Regions from separate parts of the Homo sapiens genome. Here region 1 is linked to region 2. A link is an interaction called in ENCODE POLR2A ChIA-PET data of the cell type or tissue named here. Cell type or tissue: K562. All regions are shown on one strand. Links, peaks and the distances in the headings refer to the core of each region. The heading gives the core; the rest is flanking DNA. Region 1 overlaps LOC105372636 (a long non-coding RNA gene). Region 2 has its middle 88 kb from the start of LINC01523.

Region 1 (2,908 bases), core at 251-2,750, 54 kb after region 2:
GATTTATCCATGAAGGTATAGAATAACGGATAGAGAAGGGATACTTATGTGGTTTGTTGTCCGACAGATCGTGTGAAAGTTTTTCGTCATGTCCAGGCACCACCTCTTCCCGGTCAGGCCCACGTTACATACGAGGACAATGGAACAAGTCAAAGGCAAAGCAACACGTCCCCCTGTAAAAACTGTCAGTGTAACCGTCCACTTCCGTATCTGTCCAGTCACTTAACAAACATTGACGGACCACCTTTAAACACAGGCTGCTGTGCTGGTGTCTGGGACACAGCGGTGAGTAAGAGCCATCTGATCTCATGACACTCTCAGGAAGTTCCAGTCTATGAGGATGGACAGCATGCAGGTCAACACATAAACATCATTCAGACTGTGAAAAATACAACAAAGGACACAGATTGGGAGATGGGATAAAGAGTCATGGGGGTGGAGCTACTGTCTCATTTTGGGTGGTCTGGGAAGGCCTCTCTGAGGAGGTGACATGTGGGCTGAGTCCTGAAGGATAAGAAGGGGCTGCCATGGGTGATTTGAGGGAACAGTGTGCTAGGTGGGAGGAACAGCAAGTGCTAAGGCCAGAGATCAGGCAGATCAGAGATGAGGCCAGGGTATCTAAGAAGTCAGGAGAGTGCTAAGAGATGGGGATGCAGAGACACTGTCAGGTGAAAAAGAAAGAGAAGGGAGCCAGGTGTGGTGGCTGACACCTATAATCCCAGCACTTTGGGAGGCAGAGGTGGGCAGGTTGCTTGAGCCCAGGAGTTTGAGATCAGCCTGGACAACGTGGCCAGACCTCATGTCTAAAAAAAAAAAAAAAAAAAAAAAAAAAAAAACAGACGTGGCACATGCCTGAGGTCCCAGCTACTGAGGAGGCAGGAGGATCATCTGAGCCTGGAAGGTTGAGGCTGCAGTGAGTCAAGATCATGCCCCTGTAATCCAGCCTGGGTGGGTGACAGAACAAGAACCTGTGTCAAAAAAAAAAAAAGAAAAGAAAAGAAAAAAAGGAAAGGGAAGAGAATTGTCACATTTTATTGCGACGACAGTGTTTTGTTTATTTAAAATATTTTCTCTCCCCTTTGAGTCCAGCCTGACACTCAGGAGATGGGGAGAGCCTTCCTCTCACTCCGCCTCAGGAGGAGCTCGAACCTGCTCCCTTAAATCTCCATCAGCTCCGCAAGCACTTGGGCTCTGCTGGCTGTAACGCTGCTCCCTGTTTACCAGAGGCTTTTGCTGGCACATGTATCACTCAGACTCTGAACTAGATCAAGCCACAGAAAACTTCGATTCATGGAGCTGCTGGTCCCCATTACCACAAGATATGCATTCTTTCTCTTTGATAAGGAATTAAGGTGCCATATTCAAACTTTAATCTGTAAATACAGGTAAATAAAACATGATTACAGAAATCATTTTCAATAAAAATCCATCTTGAGCTTAAGTTTCTGCCTTACTGAATTCAACTTTTGAGAGTGGGTGGTTGTGCCTGCTGCAGATAATTGTGACCCTGAATAGCTGGAACTGTGTTCACTGTGAACCAATGTTTCCTCTGAGAGCCCCAAAGACCCTGAGTGTGAATCGCTTGAGTGGGTGGGGTCTCTTACCCTGTGAGTCCTCCCACCAGGGGCCCCATCCTTCCACCCATCTTTCCTCGGGCCTGTTTCCCTTGAGGTCTGAGCTGGGGTGCCCAGTGAGGGGTCATCCTTGCTGTGAGATAAAACCGAGGTGTGACTCCCCATCTCCATGCAGGGCCCTAGAGGGTGTGCGCAGCTTCAACCATCTGATCAAGGGTGGATTCAACTCCCTGCTCAGGGCAGCAGCTCGTGGTTCATTCAGCTCCAGCGACGTCTCGATGGGGATAAGGTAAGGGGCACAGAGAACCAAAGATTGGGTCTGATGGGATTAAACCCCCAACTGGTGTCCCTGTGTCTTCTCTTTCCTGACACCAGACGCCAAGAAGAAAGAGCCACAAACACACCTGTCAGTGAATTCCAAAGGGTGAGCTGGGGGCCAGGCGGCCTCTGAAGTCTCCACATGGGTTTTGAGCTTTTGCTTTTTTGAAGCAGCAAATCTGCTCTGGGCTAGGAATTGGTGTTTGCTAAATGCACAGGTGGTCTGGAGTGATGTTTTCCTTCTTTAGCAAAGTAACACATGCTCCTTACAGAGAGTTAGACATGCAAAGAGGCAGGCATGTTTTTTAAGGATAAGTTAAACATTCAACAGGTTCTCGGGCACTGAATGAAAGGTGTCCCCGCAAGTCAGCCCCTCAGCCCCCCAGTTTCTTCTTGGAGAAGCCAGTGCAGGGCTCCGCGTTGGGGGCCAGTGGGTAGGAGGCTATCTCAAGACACCAGGAGGCGATTAGAGGGTCTCAGTCCATTTTGATACCTGTGCTCGGGGGTTGTTGGCTTGGACTGGACTCCTGGCAGCACCCAGTGAGAAAGGGACAAATCAGGCTGTGACTCTGGCCGTTTTCTCCTCTGCGACTATGATTCCTTTGCTGCACCCCCTCTTTCTGGCCCATCCACAGAGCACAGACCTGTCCTTGCTGGCTGACATTTCCCTGCTCCCTGAGGCCTGGTGTGTACCCTGGGGATGCTCAGAGAGTGTCCCTGGATTGATTTCAGGGCCCTCACTTCTTGGAGGAGATGTCATTCCCTGCAGAGCTCCATTCACCTGCTCTGAGCACTCCTCATCCTGCCCAAGGACGTGCTCTCTGGTTTGGCTGGAAAGAATGACCCCACCATGCCAACTCTGGGATTCAGGCAAATCAGAGCTGCTCAGCCCAGGCTGCGTTGTCCAGCTGGCCCAGGTGTTTGTACTGAAACACAGCTGTGTGCCCACTGGTTGGTGCAGAGATGCTGTCTCTATCCCTATGGAGACCCCGTACTGGCACCCCAAGATACAGCAG
Region 2 (2,908 bases), core at 182-2,681:
TGACCCTCAAACTACAACAGCAACACAGGCTCCTCCCTGAATCTCCAGCTCAACAACTCTCAGACTTGAGAGGCAGAACCGGCAACTCCCCAGAACTCTAGATCTGTTCAGACTAGAACAGCAACACCGGTTCCTCTCTGGATCTCCAGCTCAGTGACTCTCAGACTTCAAAGGCAGCACCAGCTCCTCCGTGGATCTCCAGATCCACAACATTCAAACCAACATGGCTCCTCCCTGGGTCTGCAGCTCCACGACCCTCAAACTAGAACAAGACCTCTCCTCCCTGGGCCGCCAGCTTCCTGACCTTCAAACTACAACAACACTGCTCCTCCCTGGGTCTGCAGGTCCATGACCCTCAGACCAGAACAAGACCTCTCCTCCCTGGGTCGCCAGCTTCCTGACCCTCGAATTACAACAACCTTGCTCCTCCCTGGGTCTGCAGCTCCACAACCCTGAAACTAGAACAAAATTTCTCCTACCTGAGTCGCCAGCTTCCTGACACTCGAACGACAACAAAATTGCTCCTCCCTGGGTCGGCAGCTCCACGACCCTCAAACTCGAACAAGACTTCTCCTCCCCAGGGTGCCAGCTACCGGACCTTCAACTTACATCAACATTGCTCCTCCCTGGGTCTGCGGCTCCACGACCCTCAAACCAGAACAAGACCTCTCCTCCCTGGGTCGCCAGCTTCCTGACCCTCGAACTAAAACAACAATGCTCCTCCCTGGGTCAGAAGCTCCACGACCCTGAAACTAGAACAAGACCTCTCCTCCCTGGGTCGCCAGTTTCCGGACCCTTGAACTACAACAAAATGGCTCCTCCCTGGGTCTGCAGCTCCACGACCCTCGAACTCGAACAAGACTTGTCTTCCCCAAGTTGCCAGCTACCAGACCCTCGAACTACAACAACATTGCTCCACCCTGGGTCTGTAGCTCCACGACCCTCAGACCGGATCAAGACCTCTCCTCCCTGGGTCGCCAGCTTCCGGACCCTCAAATTACAACAAAATTGCTCCTCCCTGGGTCGGCAGCTCCACGACCCTCACAATAGAACAAGACCTCTCCTCCCTGGGTCGCCAGCTTCCGGACCCTTGAACTACAACAAAATTGCTCCTCCCTGGGTTGGCAGCTCCACGACCCTCAAACTCCAACAAGACTTCTCCTCCCCGAGTTGCCAGCTGCCAGACCCTCGAATTACAACAACATTGCCCCTCCCTGGGTCTGCAGCTCCACGACCCTCAGACTAGTACAAGACCTCTCCCTGGGTCGCCAGCTTCCTGACCGTCGAACTACAACAAAATTGCTCCTCCCTGCGTCTGCAGCTCCACGACCCTCACACCAGAAGAAGACCTCTCCTCCCTGGGTCGCCAGCTTCCTGACCCTCGAACTACAACAAAATTGCTCCTCCCTGGGTCTGCAGCTCCACGACCCTCAGACCAGAACAAGACCTCTCCTCCCTGGGTCGCCAGCTTTCTGACCCTCGAACTATAACAACAATGCTCCTGCCTCAGTCTGCAGCTCCACGACCCTGAAACTAGAACAAGACGTCTCCTCCCTAAGTCTCCAGCTCCAACACCCTCAGATCTGAGCAGCGGCAGCACCAGCTCCTTTCTGGGTCTTCTGTTTCACGATCCTTAAATTAGAACAGCAGCACCATCTTCTCCCTGGGTCTCCAGCTCCACGAAACTCAAGCTAGAATAGCAGCACCGGCTCCTCTGGGATCTTCAGCTCCACGACCCTAAGACATCAGTGGCAGCACCGGCTCCTCCCCTGGACTCCAGCTCCAGGACCCTCAAACTTGAACAGAAACACCAGCTCCTCCCCAGGCCTCCAGCTCCTTGACCCTCATAAACAATCCCTTCTCATGAAATGTAGCAGTCAGGAAAACTGTAGAGGAAGTAAATAAATAAATGTTTTCCTTTCAAATTGATGTTTCTTTTCTGTTCACGCAAGTCAGAAAACTTTTCTACTTTCCATCAACCTTGCAACCTGCTTGCATTCATTTGTAAGATGGAAATCCATCATTTGAAATAACCTTTAAAAACTTAGTAGTTCTTTTTTACTATGATCTTATCTCACAGCTCTAGAAACGATCTTTCACTTTGCCTGTGCAGAAGTCTTGTGAACATTCAAACTATGAATTTACTTGGTTGAGATTCCTAGAATACACATTATCCCCAGATGTTCCTGCCCTTCTTAAAATCTTCTAACACGTTCCCCTCACCCGAGCATACGTGCCAGGTCCTATCCACAGCCCACAGTGCCCAGCACGGCCCTGCCCTCTGCCCTGACCTTATGGTCTCCCCTCTGCTGTTACTTTCCTCCCAGACAGGCCTCTGTCACTTCCTCAAACCACACAGGTTCAGGCCTGACTCCGGGCCTTTGCCCCTGCTGTGCCCCCTGCATGGAGCGCCTTTCCCCGGCTCCCCATCCTCCTCTCCACCGGCTCAGCTCCAGCCTGCTGGCCGCCCCTCAGTCCATGAACACACGATGTCCTCCCCCCAGGCCTTTGCACATGCTGTTCTCTGTGCCTGAAACCCGTCCCCCCTCACCATCTGCGTTCACTTTTCTAATTTCCATTCATCCTTGGAGTCTCCCCTGAAATATCGCCCCCCGCCTGCCCCCACCACTTGGACTTAACCTTGCTTAGGTTGAAAACCCCCATCTCCTGACTCCAGGAAGCTAGATGCTATCCTGGCACTTGGAACTTTCCCATCACAGCGTTTTGCGCACTCGTAATTTATTCTATTAGGTTGGTGCAAAAGTCATCACAGTTTTGTCATTGCTTTTAATGAATGGCAGCTCCGGCTCCTCCCGCTTTTGATTGCCATTACCTTTACTGGCAAAAGCCGGAATTACTGCTGCATCAACCTAATAGAATAATTTATATTTATTCACCTATCATCTGT

The links. Peaks named below come from ENCODE experiments on the same cell type or tissue, not always from the same donor. Only the 100,000 strongest peaks of a DNase experiment are listed, where the experiment ranks them.
Region 1: POLR2A ChIA-PET joins it to region 2 with 10 read pairs; 7 of 35 experiments call an interaction of 5 or more read pairs at or near these places.

Annotation. Positions count from the first base shown.
Region 1 is chr20:47,839,517-47,842,424 of GRCh38, reverse strand. It overlaps LOC105372636 (a long non-coding RNA gene), which reads left to right. Exons shown (of 3, transcript XR_936785.3): 2 at 68-285; 3 at 1,090-1,441. Among named protein-coding and RNA genes, the nearest start is that of SULF2, 55 kb to the right of the region's middle. RefSeq lists a silencer at 213-413. In K562, for the core only: no CTCF peak of the experiment used is centred there; no DNase peak of the experiment used is centred there; H3K27me3 peaks cover 92 bases.
Region 2 is chr20:47,893,379-47,896,286 of GRCh38, reverse strand. No RefSeq gene overlaps it. Among named protein-coding and RNA genes, the nearest start is that of LINC01523, 88 kb to the left of the region's middle. RefSeq lists an enhancer at 965-1,901. In K562, for the core only: no CTCF peak of the experiment used is centred there; no DNase peak of the experiment used is centred there.